Linked DNA regions of Mus musculus: region 1 is linked to region 2. The links are chromatin contacts, found by POLR2A ChIA-PET in ENCODE. All regions are on one chromosome and are shown on one strand. Each heading gives the region's core, a stretch centred on a gene start or an enhancer-like site at or near the end of the contact. The rest is flanking DNA. Distances are from core to core; before and after follow the strand shown.

Region 1 (7,588 bases), core at 5,001-7,500, 130 kb after region 2:
AAAGAAGCAAACACCATCTCACAGGCTGACTTTTTTTTTGGTTTTCATACAGGATTTGTGTGTAGACCAGGCTAGCCTCAAACTCAGAAATCCGCCTACCTCTGCCTCCCAAGTGCTGGGATTAAAGGTGTGTGCCACCACCGCCCTGCCAGGCTGAACTTTTAAATATCTAATAGAATATATACAACTGATGTGCCAGACCAGACTTAACTAAGCATGCTCAAAGGCCTTGCTTTTGTGGCCCCAAAAAGGTAGGGTTTCAGTTGTGTGTGAACATCAATTAGACAGGTGCTAGGGATCTAACTTTGGGTTCTCTGGAAGAGGAACCAATTTTTTTTCATGAGGTCTCATAAAGCACACTCTACCAGAGTCCAGTAAATAATTAGCTGTGCCAGTGTCTAGAAACCTCAGATGTCAAATAATTGCATACTCATGAGTTTAATCAACCAGATGAAGGTTGCACACTTTATTCATAATACCCTGAGGCAGAGGCCAGCCAGGGCTACACATTAACACTTTCTAAAAAGGTACATCTGTACTCATCATGTAGAGTTGGTTAACAGGTTGTGGACATGGTCAGTGTGCACCCAACTTAAGTAACTTAAGTCCTTACCCCACGTAAAGCTACGTAGGTGAAGACAATGAGAGAAAGCCTTTGAGCACCAGCCAGGCTACAACCGGGCTGACAGCTTCACTCTCACCAAACAGAAAAGAATTCCCAAGCTATCATTCATTCCCCACAAAACACACCAACAGTAAATGCTTCCAAAATGAATTTTCCAAAACAGCGTCTAAGTACAGGACTTAGAAATATATGGATCGCCAGAGGCAGGTGGATTTCTGAGTTCAAGGCCAGCCTGGTCTACATACAGAGTGGGTTCCAGGACAGCCAGGGCTACAGAGAAACCCTGTTTTGAAAAACAAACAAAACAGAAATACATGGATCCTTAAAACATATGGACAGGCTTTACATTTCAAACTCCCAAGCTCAAAATGGCAGTAGAAACTCCCTTTTTATCTTGGGATGCTGAGCGGCTGTGTTGCCATACTCTCTCCTGCAGGGCTGTGTGCATGACAAACCAGCACACATGCTTTCATAGGAAGCACCTAACTCGCTGGGCCATCTGCTTTCATTCTAGAGAAAAAAAAAAAAAAAAAAAAAAGCAAGAAAGACTACTCCAGGCCAGAGACACAGCAGTCTTACTCTGTCTTATGTGTGCTTACTATGTCCAAGCACCTGGGTTCCATCAAGAGCACCAAAACCAAACTGCTCTTCTAACCCTCAATTGTTCAACACAGGGTCACCAACTTCATGACTTCTCTGGTCAGCTCTGCTCATGCCCTCCAGCTTAAACCAACAGAATAAGCATGGCTCCATAGACAACATAACTCAGTTGAATACTGGACACAATCCAGTCAGGCCTTGTCTTTGTTCAAGATTTTATTAAATGTCTTTATTTTATTAAATGCCTCCAGATGCAGCTGCCAAGACCCTGAAACCAAATAAAATAACAATGGTAAGAGAAATGCACCTGCGTGCCTTCATTTACTCCACTCCCACTCAGCCTGCCTTAATACAACCCAGTACAAAGGCTTGATACTACCTTCACCAATGCCCACAAGAGGAGCTGGAAACTCTTGAGCAAAGACATCGAACTAAGTGGGTATTCACCCACTGACCGACTTGTCAATCGGACACCACATCCCAACTTGTATTCTCCCACATTAAGCTAAAATAACCCTATTCACAAACTGAAACATCAGAGGAAAGACCAGTAAAAGCAGTTTGACCTGGGAAGGTCACTGCAGACATACCTGTTATGCTGTAGGCACTGGCTGGGGCATGGCTGGTGGCTCTGGCTTCCCACCCTTCTGTTCGGAGATGGGGGTCGTGGGCAGGATTTCATCTTTAGGTTCCACGATGCTCACATGATCAGGCAGAGGCTTCTTGGGACCAATCTTACCACTTGGGTCCCAGGGCAGCATGATCTTCACTTTGATGCCCAGCACACCTAGAAGACGCCAGGGTTAGGAGTGAGCTGGCATTTCTCCACCACAGAGGATGTCGGGGAAAGCATCTATCCAAAAGCACTGAGCGCTGTTCCCTTCTCAGACAAATGCCTCTAAATCAATCAGTGCGCAGGACACTTTTGCCAAGGGAACCATGTACAGCACCACAGAACATGGCACTGACAGGGACCAAGAGCAAGACGTGGCCATTCTGACTCGTCATCGTGTCATCACTGAAGGGCACAGAAGGCTATGTCTAACAACTGATATGACCATTTCAACAATGCTACTTTTCCCAGCCCCTGAAGTGAATCCACAACTCCTCCTGAACATAAGTCTATAGAAATGCCACTCTCTGCCCTAGGCATTCCTAGCTACCCAGTTCTTAAAGGGACTCAGCTACTTACCCTGTCTGAGGAGCACATGGCGCACAGCTGTGTCGACATAGTAGTTAACAGGGTCTCCACTGTGAATCATCAGACCATCCACAAACTTCATGGACTTGGCCCTCTGTCCTCGGAGCTTCCCAGACACCACAACCTCGCAGCCCTTGGCCCCACTCTCCATAATGAACCGAAGCACACCATAGCAGGCCCTTTGGAAGACAAGATTCATCTGGTATTACCAAAGACACAACCTGCCTATTTGGTTTTCACATTAACAACTCTCCAATGGTAGACAGAAGAAACAACCAGTTATACCAGAACAGCCATTCACTGACCAAATGCTTTCCAGCCTTGGCCTGCATACTAGAATCACCTCTAGAAAATTTTATACCCCCATGCCCAGGTCCTTCTCTAAGCCAGTTATCTGGGCTGGCCAAACTCAAAGAGAGGCATGTTTTTACATCTCTTACTAGTTAAACTATTACCATGCAGCATGCACATGACGTGACTGCATGGAGGCCAGGAGACAACTAGAGTCAGTTTCCTTCCTTTAGACACCAAACCCAGGCTGTCAGGCTCAACTTTGTCTGGTGGCCAAGGACCTTTGCTGTCAGGACAAGGTTGCAGAAGATCCACCACACTGTCTTGAGAGCTATGGATTAAAGGTGTGCAATACCACAAGCCACACCTGGCAGGAATATGCATTTTTTGAGAAGTACACAAAACTCTCGTAAGTGCAGGCCATGGGAGGCCCCTCCACCTCCAGAATCCACCCCACCAGGAAACCTAAGCATTAATAGCACCAAAAAACCCTTTTGCCTATACAACACTAGAAAGCTAGGAGTGGTGGCCCACACCTTTAATCCCAGCACTAGGGAGGCAGAGGAAGGAGGATCTGAGTTCGAGGCCAGCCTGGCCTAAGGTCACAGAGAAACAAAATCCGGTTAAAGCCAGGTGTAGTGGCACACACCTTAATTTCAGCAAGCAACCTGACTTGGAGGTCAGCTAGGCTATACAGTGAGACCCTGACTCTCAACAAAGAACCAAATTGGCCTTCTCAACATCTAATCCTTATAACAAAGGCAAGGTTGTACAACTCCTGAAACAATGTCAGGCCCCTTACCTGATCGTTACATCACTTCTCAGTGCCATAAAATTTACAGGAAACGTTGGGTTTTTGAGAGGGCCTCCCCTGAGACTAGCCTCTGTTTTGAGGCTAAGGCTGGCTTTGGAGCTTTGCATTGCTGATTTTCTACCTCCAGTGCGAAGATTGGGGGGTAGGCATTATGAACCCTGGCCAATTGCTAGTGTAAATGTCTTTCCCTTTAGAACTGCTATCTCTATATCCACACAGTGAATGCATTAGTTAGTAGAGCTGCATGACTTCTAGCTTGTTTTGAAACCTGCACTGCCAAAGCTACAACTCCCAACCAGATACTCCTCCCAGGTACAGTAACAGGCAGGATGCTTTCCTGCTCACCTATCAAGGGTCCTTGCTAAACCTCACAAAGCGGATGCCCCTCCCTGTTATGATTCTATCTACTCGTTTCATTCTCAACATACCCACAGCATTCCCTCGTCAGAGCACTGACCATTTTTTCGGGGCTCATCCCACAGCCCAGGCTGGTCCTCCCAGTGCTGGCATACAGGCATGTGTCACCAACAATAGGTCCTTCATCCACCAGCCTACTACTAGCCTAGTTAGCCTAACTAGGTTCAGTGGGGGGATGGGCTACACCACCAGAGACTAGATGATTCTGTCAATCAAGTTATTTGCTAACAAAAATGCTAGCACACACTAATCCACAGGAGGGCATGACCATCAAGTCTCAGGACACTCACCTTCGAACCGCAAGCCCTCCAAGGAGTTTGTAGCGTAGAGACTCTGCCTGGGCAATGGCACACAGACCTCTTGTGGCCACTTTCTCTGCATAAAGCTTTAAAGAAAGCAAAGTACATTCCTGTCACTCACCCATCTTCAATTAAGCCATTGTAATATCCCTTAGATACTCAAGTACCACGACTACCCACACAAGGCAGCGATGAAGGCTGAATCGCCCTTCTACTCTGGTTCCTCACAACCACACTAAGGATAGCCAGTCACCCATGCATTATTTCTACATTCGACCACCAGAATATCATACTGTTTGTGGTTTAAGACAGGGTCTCACTACAGCAGCCCTGACTAGCTCTGCCCCGCCGTCATCCTGCCTTCTGCGTGCCAGGACAAGAATATGGGCCCCCGCCATGCATGGCAATCGCTCTGCTTTTAAGGAAATTTTGGCAGAGCATCAAGTACCTGTGACTGTCACTGGCCATGTCAGGTTTTCAGAAGTACAATTCTATAGCAGAAGCCACATCCCAACTCAGTCTAAAACCCCCGGGAGATAAAGCAGAGGAACTCACCTCTACGCTGCCTTCAGGGAAGCCAAAGCGCTTCTGGACAACTGCGGTCAACTCTCTGATCCGACGACCCTTCTCCCCAAGAACATTCTGTGTCCTGTAGAGGGGAAGCGCAACCATTTACTCAAGATCCCACCTGCCGCCCACCACAACGCCAGCACACACGTTAAATGGAAGGTAAGTTCTTCCCAAATGCAGTTCTAACAAAGCAGTTACACCCACTGAGGCCAGATTTACTGCTTGGTTGGCCCAAGTTTACACAGCATCTCAGTACACACAGTATTTACAGGTGACAATCAATGGTATTTCTACCTGGTGGCTAAAATAATGATTTCTGTCCTGGTTGGTGTAACTCGGACTTCAACTCCAGAGTAGCCATCTTCAGCCAGCTCCCGAGTGAGAAATTCATTCAGCTCAGCTTTGAAGATGCCATCAGCTACAAACTGAACCAAAGGAAACAAGTTACCTCTGAGGTGAAGACAGGGTTAGTCAGAGCAAGCCCAATGGCCCTACAGAAAAGCAGCAACCCTTCTCAGACAAATGCCTCTTGGTCATCTTTAGGAAGTTTCTTTTGACCACAGTGCTTTCAGCTGTGCCACAGAACGCAGCATAGTGAGGCATCTTGGACAAAGACAACACTTCCTACTCAGACTCGTCATCACCTCTTCATCGAAGGGCTCTACGGCATAATCTACACCCAAGAGACAAAGAAAAATCTGTCTCCAAGTAGCACATGTACAGCTGGGACTGTAAGTTGTACCTCGGATAGGAGAGGAATCCTGACTCAAAACAGGTTTATCATCTGTGTGCATAAGCACAAACGACAGACCATCTATTTCTAAACCTGGCAACCTGCACACTTTTCCCCCATGAAATGATAACCACAGGGACGCTGCAGCTCCGGGTCCCGAGTGAACACGGCAGCAGTCAGTAAGTAGGCTTTCAACTATGGCCACTTGCAGGATCACGCGACTAAGAGAAGGGACTGCTAAACTTCACTTACTAAAGAAACTGGACTAGATCTGATGGCACACGCCCTCTAACTGTGCCACAGGATTACTATTATGGAGACCAAGAAACGCTCAAAGGTGTCTAGTCCGGAACTGGAGGCGCCCGGTGTTCGAGTCGGTCCAGAACTCGAGGAGTTTGTCCCTCCCTTGCCCAGGCACACAGCACTCGCCCGGCTCCGGCCCAATACACAATCTACGGCCATCCGAGGCTCGAAGAGACGGCAGGCGGCCCCAGACGCTCCACAGGACTGATCACGGAGCCACAGGCCTCCCTGGCACTTGTAGAACCCGCGGCGGACTCCCGAACCGGGCCCAGACGCTTACCTTCCTCTTCTTGGAAATCTGCACCGCCATCTTGCAGCCGCGCGCCGCTGAAAGGAAAGGAAGTGGCTCGCGGGCGGAAGTAGGTATATAGGGCGGGAGCAATGACGCCGCGCAGCGCGGCGACCCTTGCAAGTGTTCATGGGAAATGAAGTTTTGCATGGGAAATGAAGTTTTGCGTCTAAAACGGCGTAGGGGGGGTGTAACCTAGCAACCTGTAATGTAGGCGGAACAGGAAGTAGACATCTAGTTCCGGTCTGAAAGTGCTCTGTACTCAGCAAGCTTGGGGTTCCAGCACTAACGAAGTAGAGGGTCACAAGTTTAAGGTCATCATTGACTACATAGCGAATTCGAGGCCAGCTTGGCCTTTATGAGTTTCTGACTCAAAAGTAAAAACGTAAATAAATAAAAAATTTGAAAAGAGCAACCTTCAGACTAGAGGTGCAAACCACAGGCATAAGCACACACTAACAGATTTTACCACCTTCACGTTCACGCTAATGAAAACTTTCATTGAAATGTATTTAGAGGACCAGCTGGATGGCTCAGTAAGTTACAGAGTGAGTGGGACAGTAGAAAACCATGGCTGCGTATACATATATGCAAGCATAAAACACATGCGTGCGCACATGCACACAGATTTAATATTATTACAAAGGTAAACCCTGATCCATGAGATGGGCTTATTTGTAGGATTTCTGGTAGTGAGCACCTCCACTAGAACCTGTGGGAAAAAAAAATTTTATTTTTTGGTTGTTTTGTTTTGTTTTGTTTTTCCGAGACAGGAACTTTTTTGACTCGCAGCAGGGTGGAATACCAGCAGCAGGGGCTTGTCAAAATAATAAAGCACCAGGGCTTCGGGGACAGACTGTTGAATAGTATAAATCTAGGCCATAGGACCTTCCCTTCACACAGACCCTGATGTCCACACAAGCAAAAGTTCATTGCCCAGAGGCAGAACCTGCTGATATAACTTGTACTGCAGTGTGTGGCTCACTTCACACTGGAAACACGGGAGTCTGTTTCACCCTGTATTAATCCCACGGAACAAAAGTAAAAACTATTACTTAAACTCTTTTAGACAAATTAAGCAAGTTTTATTTTCTATCAGACAGGGCTATCTCCCTAAAGTGGAGTTTTAAAGAATAGCATCAAACATAGAAGTGGAATTTATATAACTCAAAATTTCTAAGACTAGGTGGTTTCCAAGGGAAGAGAGATTTCCAGGGGAATGTTGGCTACACAGGAACTTGGCAGAACATCTTATCAGGGTGGAAGTCAGGGTATAATGGAGTATGGAACATGTCAAATTCCAGAAAATGGGTTGACGACAGGATCAAACCCAAGTGTTACAGAAAACAGGAATGAACTTATTTTGACCTTGTAACAAGATGGCTTCTAATCATGGGACAGAGTCAGACTGGTCTGTCACCTGATGAAGCTGTTTCTCCATTTCTA
Region 2 (7,161 bases), core at 3,737-6,236:
AATTCAGATGTACTTGTCCTAGTCTTGTCTCTACTTCGTCCTACCCAAGCCTCAGTCTCCTTAACTGTGAAATGGGGCTAACACTGCCTGCATGACTCCTTAACTCATTCTGTTGAAGCAGAGCCAATTACCGAGCCTCACAGGTTCCAACTTACACAAGCAAGAACCCTAATGTGGGGGCTGGAGAGATGGCTCAGTGGTTAAGATCTTCCAGAAGTTCTGAGTTCAATTCCCAGCAACCATCTGTAATGGGGTCTGATGCCCTCTTCTGGTGTGTCTGAAGAGAGCAATGGTGTACTCATATACATAAAGTAAATAAATATTAAAAAAGAAAAAAAGAACCCTAATGTGGTACAGTCCTACCCTAGAGATTCCTACCTGGTTCCTGGATCTGGTTTCTAGCATGAAGAATGGGCTTATCAGTAGCCCTGACTCTGCCCGTTGTGGTAGTGCTCACATGAGAAACAATGAAAGATTTCCATAAGGAGAATCAAGCTCAGGGGCCTGGGAAACAGTCTCCCCTCTCCTTCACCCCATCCCTGAGACTCACGCTTAAAGAACATGGCGTTCACAAGCAGTGCCCCATCCGTGCGCTCCACATCCTTGGTGACCTCAGGCAGCTTGCCGTCCGTGGTCTGCGAGGCCCACTCGTTGATGGACTGCAGGGCGCTGCGCTTGTCTCGGAAGTTGATCTTGGAGTGTTCGCAGTTGTAGTGTTGCTTGCTGCTGCGCACGAAGTCATCGGCGAAGCTCACGGAGCTGGGCCCGTACAGGCGGCTGCCCAGTTTCCAGGTCACGTTGCGCGCAGTGGAGTTGCTGAGGGAGCGGAGCAGCTCACCCAGCCCCGTGTGCACCTCCTCATCGCGCAGCTTCTCAGCGCTCAGCACTGCCTTCGCCTGCGACGCTGTGGTGGCTTTACCACCCAGTGACACAAGACCCAGGGATGAGGCCACCACCAAGGGTGACAGGAGGATGTTCTCCACCGCCTGGTCTTTGGCCATCGCCTGATATAGGCTGAAGGCCAGGCCTGTGCTGCGCTCTGCCAGTGTGGTCGCCTTGGAACTTAGCTTCTCCGCAGTACCAGGGGCTGCCGCCTCTAGGGGTTTCTTCACCTCGGCTGCCAGGGCCACGGCCAAGAGGCATAAGGTGCCCAGAAGGAGAGAGCGCATGGCTGGGAGGTGGGCTGTGTGCACCACAGAGGACCTGTGAGGGCTTCAGAGAAAGAGAGAGCCACCCTGAAGTTTATGCATTTCTTCCTAGCCGACCCACTAAGCCACCAAGGGGACAGGAACAAGAGAACTCAGTTCTTTATTCCAGACCTGACTCAGGGCTACCCAGCCCCTCAGAGACCTTCTTGGATTTCTTTACCTAAAACAAAGTTTTTGGTATATTACTAGGCCACCTATTGAAGTCCCCCATGGGACATTCAACACTTATACCTAATTATTCACTTATTATGACTCTCTAGGTGTCCTGAAGTAGGCTGTAGCCACTAGGGCTGGAAATCTAGCACATCTGGTTCCCTACAGCATCCCAGTGCCTGGCATTTGGCATAACTGTTTCTAAGGGTCAGGGCTACTGCCAGAATGGCACCCATGTTGGCCTTTGTGAAATCTGGCTCTAGTCTCATAGAGCCTCAGGGCCTTTGTTGGTTAGGAAAGGCAGCAGCTGGGCTGGGGGTCTACAGGTGTCTGGGCAGAGGACACAATGTGGAATGGATTTGTCAGCTGGTCCTCTCTGTGCCTTGCATTCTGCCCTGAGACATTAATAAGTTACTGCCCAGTTCACTATTAAAATGGGGGAACCCAGATGCTCTACTCTGCTGCCCCTAGGGTGACCTTGAGTGTGCACTCGCATGCATTACCAACCAGCCTCAGACTCTTTCCTTAGGGACTTAGCCTGCCCACCTACCAACAAAAAACAAAAAAAAAAAAAAACAAAACAAAACAAAAAACACCTGAACTGGATGGGAAATCCCATGACAAACGCTCTTGGGATCAAGCCTTTAGAAACTTCAAGTGGCATGGATTTCCTAAGGGAGCAACAAGGGCAAGATCCTGAGGAAGCGGGTGAGTCACAGCTCAGTGGAGCATGGACCCTTTCCCTCCATCCTTTAGGAAGCCAGAGGCACAGATTCCATTCTGCACTCCCATGGGATGGCCACATCATCATCTCTTCTAGAACCTCAAAGATCCCTTCAAGTTCCCATCCCAAACTCCGGCAGTAGCAGGAGTCCCCAAGGCAAGCCCTGTCCCCTTTTGTGAAGTCACGGGTCACAAAGGTCTCCGTTCCCACAGCCTCCTCAGCTTGCCCTCCCCACCTCTGCTTCATGCAGCAGTTCAGGTAAGTAGACCACAGAGCCGAAAGTTCAGGAAGAACCCTGGAGGAAGACGGGGTGCCCCTGATCGGGAAGACCCCCCCTTTCACAGACTTTTAGGAAGATAGAAAATTCCAAACTTTGCTGGAAGCCCCTTGAGAGCCTGGCCTGCCTGAAAGAGTGAGGGATTTTGGAGAGGAACCTATATAGCTGGGTCGGGCTGCTCCCATACCTCCTCGGCTGCTTCCCATCTAGGGACCTTGAGAAACAGCGCAAAGGCCCTGGAGGGGTTGAGGGGATGGAGGACCACGGCCTCATGGAGGGGATGAGGGAATGAGGACCACAGCCTCATGGAGGGGGCGAGGGGATGGGCACCACAGCCTCACAGCTGCCTGGGGAACAATGTGAGACCTCTCACTCTTAAGAGAGGTAGGATCCGCAAGTCCAGATTGGCTCCTTCCTCACTAGACCTCAAAGACAGGGGGACCATGTAACTCATGGTACACTCACAAATGAGAGTGAAGCAGTGAAATGATCCATGATGGGAAATATCATATCAACAGGCACGTGGCCACCCTCCTCAAAGGACCACTAATCCAGCAGAGGCCACCAGCCTGCCTAAGGAAGGGAAACCTAACCCTGCCACGTGGCACCCACCATCTTGACAGCCCCCACGCTCAGCCAACCAGGGGCTGGGAGGGGCTTCTCCAAAAAGCTCCAAATGACTAGTTAGGGATTCCTCTGGCAGCCGCAAGGCCCCTGGTGACGTGGCAGGCAAAAGCTGCTTTATCTCCATAGGCCAGCCGAGGGTAAGAACCTGGAGGCCTGGCTTGGGAACCTGGGGTGAGGAGGATTTGCCGGGGGAATCCAGGAGCCTCAGGGGTTTTAGTTTTACAACTGTGCCTCAAAAATCTGAGGGGGCAGGCAGGGCTGGGGAGAAGGGCCACCCCGTTAAGCCCAGCATTAGGGATGAAAGTAGGCAAGTCTCTGCAAGCAAGCCAACCTCCCGCAGCCCATCTGCACAGGCAAGCCCAGCCCATCTGCCACAGGGAAACGCCAGCCCTCCGGCCAAGGTTAGACATTTTACAGTACCATCAAAACAAAACCAAAAAAATATAAGATATCACAGAGCCAAAGGCCGTGTCCACCACTGGGCCAGGGAGCCTGTGATGGGAAGCCTGTAAGGGGAGCAGATGCCAGGAGGCAGGGAGGAGCACCAGGGGGTTTCTCAGACACTTGGTGGGTCTAAAGTACCTTGAAAGGGCCTCAGAGGGAGATCATTGCCTGCCTTTTTCATTCTGAAAGAAAACAGAAGAGTGAAGAAATGGGAACCCCTAGAGACGTGGGGAGCAGAGGCCGGTCGGGCCCAGTCCCCAGTGGGTACCCGGAGTAAGGAGGTGGATGACCTCTTTTGCAGAGGCAGAAACCAGGGCCCAGCTTGGGCCTCTTCGGCTCAAGCAGGTCAGGCTTTCTCCCGGGGGCTCTGCCTTCAGCAAAGCTCCCAGGCCGACCACTGTGGAGTCCTGTTACACAGCAACCCACTACAAAAACACCTCGGCAGGGAATCCTCGGAGAGAGACAAAGGACCAGACGGAAATGGGGGATGGGTACAGAACTATCAGAGAGTAGGGTGTGGCCTCGGCCTTACTTCCAGGCAACCAAAGCCCCCAGTTTTCCAAGGGCCTCCATGCGTGCCCTGGATGCCAAAGGGCCCAGAAGGAAGCACAGGAAGTTGATAGCTAGGCCGTTAGACCATACAGGGAATGGATGCCTTCTTCCTTTCGTCTGGAGGCTCAGGAATGTCCCCCAAGCTGGAGGCAGGATACCTCAAAGCCTCAGAGGAAGTCCTCGCCCTGCAGGAACCAGATGGGTGGACGGAAGGACCAGGGTGACTCAAGTCACCCAGGGCCTGTGGACCCTGACGACACCCCTTTCGGGTGAGGTGAAAGCAGAACTAATTGGTCAAGTCCGGCCACCTTCCACATAGGATACTGATTAAAAAGCGACTGCTCCCCAAAGCAAGGGGGTCCTTAACAGCTAGAGATGAGACACCAAGTCTACACCTCTTGTGCTAGGTTCAGAGGCCCCTACACAGCCTGTGGGGAGGTTGGTCTGGGATCAATCACTGCGGGTCCCTGGGCCTCCACTCCTGAGTTAGGGACTGCAGAGCTGGCCCTTCCCCGTGGACGATGGGACAGTCAGGTCTTTCCCCTCCCCTCTCAGTTGTGCAGAAGGTCACCAGCATTTAGTCCCAGCTCTACGCATTCCCTCTCACCACCTTTAACCTTCCCCGAGCTGAGACTTCTCCGTACTTTACCAGGCAGTCCGCGTACTAGACCGCAGCTCCAGGGAACCCAGGCAAGTGACAGTTCCAAGTCCGATCTTTCACTGCCCACCTGTGTCAGGACCCCAAGCTTTGGAGCGATCCGTTCCCCCTTGGCCAATGCGCAACCCCAAATCGCCCGGCCGCTCCCGCCCCTCACCTGGGCCGGGCTGGGCTGCTCCGGGACCGACAGGGCAATCGCTCCTCAGACAGGCTCTGCTCAGCTCACTGCCCCGGGCCCTGGATCTATATATGGCTGGCCCCACCCCCTCCTGCCTGTCCCAAGAAACTTCTGGAAAGTTGGAAACGCTTCCGGAGGGCGCCGTGGCTCGGAGAGGAGAAAAAAAGCCAAAGACCTCCCCCAAACCACCCTGGCTCCCGCCCCTGTGCCTGCGGGCTCTCTCCCAGCCCCTGGGTCCTACTGCCCCCTCGCCCTACTAGGTAGAGGGGACTCTCCTCCCGCACCAGCTAGACCTTGGGAGCCAGGGCATTCTTGGGATTCCGCGGTCCTGGACGTGGAAAAGCAGGGTTTAGACTCGAGAGTGAACTGAAGGCAGACAGGCTCCAAAGTCCTGCGCTCGGGGACTGGAGTTGTCGTCTTCTCGGGGTTGCCCACACAAGCCTGCTCTGATCACATATCCCTTCTGCCCCACATGACCCTGCTCTGCCCCAGTAGATCCATTGCCTACTGTTATCAAGCTTTAATCAGGGACCCCTGATGCTACTCCTTAGTCAGGGGCCCTCTCCTTTGCCTTAGGAAAAAGTCAGAGGCAGGGGTCCCTCTCCAAACCAGGGTTCACCCTTGAAACATCCCTGGGGAGGAGAGGCCCTGAGAATTCTAGCTGGACCCTCACCCTGGCAACCAAGTCTTGAACTGATTTCAGACAGACACCTAGGTGGTTCCACTGGACATGAAGTAGTATACAGCAGGGAACATCCTGGATGAATTAAATACAGCATTGTGTGACTTTCCTTCTGGGCCAGTACCCTTGGTTGATGTTAAGTCCTAACTGCCCCTTTCTCCGTCTCAAATGGGTCATCCCTGCTATCTCCTTCCCTCCCTCCCTATCTCCATTGCCTCTTGGGGCTCAGGGTCTCACTATCTCAGGCTCTCCCGCCCCACCCCACCTCTTACACTGAGATAGCTTCTTGAGCCCTGAGTTAACTGATAGTATTCTTTACTATTCTAGTGTCATGCACAAATCTGCACAACTGGGCAAAGTCCCTGCCTTCAGGACCTCCTTTGTGAGGGGTGTGTGCAGCTAGTGGGGAATTCAGTAGGTGAGGCCTGTTGTTTTAGGATCCTCCTATCTTCTGATAGTGGAATGACAGACAACAGATGGACATCACTAGAGAGGAGGTGGAGTGAGAGGCTTTTCCCCCTCTTTTCAGTGCACTGGGGCTGGAACCCAGATCCTCAGGAAAACCAGGAAAGAAAGCATCCTGCCACTGAGCCCCAGCCCCAGCCCCAGAGAGACCCTGTATGCATTCACTCACATTCAATCAACAGACTCATAAGTATTTTCTTTCTCCCAGATGCAGAGCCTGTGGAACAGATGTATCCTTGCACTCAGCATCCCAAAAGATGAGTTCTCTGCAGTTATAGAGAACAGTGGGGGAGGGAATGGACCCCCAGCCTTCCCCACTTCGGGCTGAGGGAAATATTAGATCCTAATAGACTTAGACCCCAATCAAAGGATCAGAGAGTATACGGATTTGCAAGTGACTGCCACAGATGATAATATCATTCAGAAGCCCCACAACGTCTTTGAACTTCGTGAAGGAATCTTAGCTTGGTAGGATCTCAGAGTCAAAGGTCTTGAGAAGAAGAAAAAAAAAATCATGGTACCAGGCCTAGCGTCACATGCCTGATGGCCCAGGATGCTGGAGACACTGGGTCAAGGTAAACCTAAGGTAAACGCTTAGGACTTCGTCCCTATCTGCAAACTTAGTATCCTTATGAATGTCCCCCAAAGGCAAGGGCCTGCCTCTCTCTAAGAACAGTGACCTGGCAGCCGCTATTGTTTTGTAGAACAGATCTGATCTTGAGCAAACTTTGTAGGCAAAAGGAGGGCGGTATCCATCTTTGTGGTGGCTGATTCTCCTTCCCGTCCTCCTGCATCCTCTATGTACTGCTTATGTGAATAAATCTTTGCTAGGAAAGGATTCCACCTAGATTCCAGACCCCCTTTCTATTATCATCCTCGTCTTGGCTCTTGGGGTCTTCTGGAATTCAGTTGGTAGGCTGTGAGCTGAAGGAGCAGTGTGCATCCAAGCTGGGGGTGGTGGTGGTGTGGAGGTTTGCTGGGTTATCCACAGGTCTAGTGTAAAAATCCCTTACAGCCCCACCCCCACTTCGCTCTGCTCTCCCATCTGCCAGCATCCAGGCCTCCATTGAAAGCATCCGGGCTAGCACTGGGAGGGGATGCTAAGAGAACTATGACTTTCCTGTTTTGCAGAGGGTAAACTGAGGCTCCCTGTGTTAGACAAATCCAGATCCCTCGTAGGAGTGAAAGAGTAG

The links. ChIA-PET counts read pairs that join two places held with the same protein, here RNA polymerase II (POLR2A).
Region 1: POLR2A ChIA-PET joins it to region 2 with 10 read pairs in embryonic stem cell. The contact joins the promoter of Rps3 here to the promoter of Serpinh1 in region 2. POLR2A ChIA-PET finds 5 or more read pairs at or near these places in 3 of 5 experiments (Patski and embryonic stem cell).

Annotation. Positions count from the first base shown.
Region 1 is chr7:99,477,459-99,485,046 of GRCm38, forward strand. It overlaps Rps3 (ribosomal protein S3), which reads right to left and starts at 6,251. Exons shown (of 7, transcript NM_012052.2): 1 at 6,134-6,251; 2 at 5,112-5,242; 3 at 4,803-4,896; 4 at 4,239-4,333; 5 at 2,418-2,605; 6 at 1,816-2,012; 7 at 438-1,493. The coding sequence starts at 6,163. The coding sequence ends at 1,819. It overlaps Snord15a (small nucleolar RNA, C/D box 15A), which reads right to left and starts at 5,474; the gene lies at 5,327-5,474. It overlaps Snord15b (small nucleolar RNA, C/D box 14B), which reads right to left and starts at 2,249; the gene lies at 2,105-2,249.
Region 2 is chr7:99,348,253-99,355,413 of GRCm38, forward strand. It overlaps Serpinh1 (serine (or cysteine) peptidase inhibitor, clade H, member 1), which reads right to left and starts at 4,987. Exons shown (of 5, transcript NM_001111044.1): 1 at 4,801-4,987; 2 at 551-1,212. The coding sequence starts at 1,169.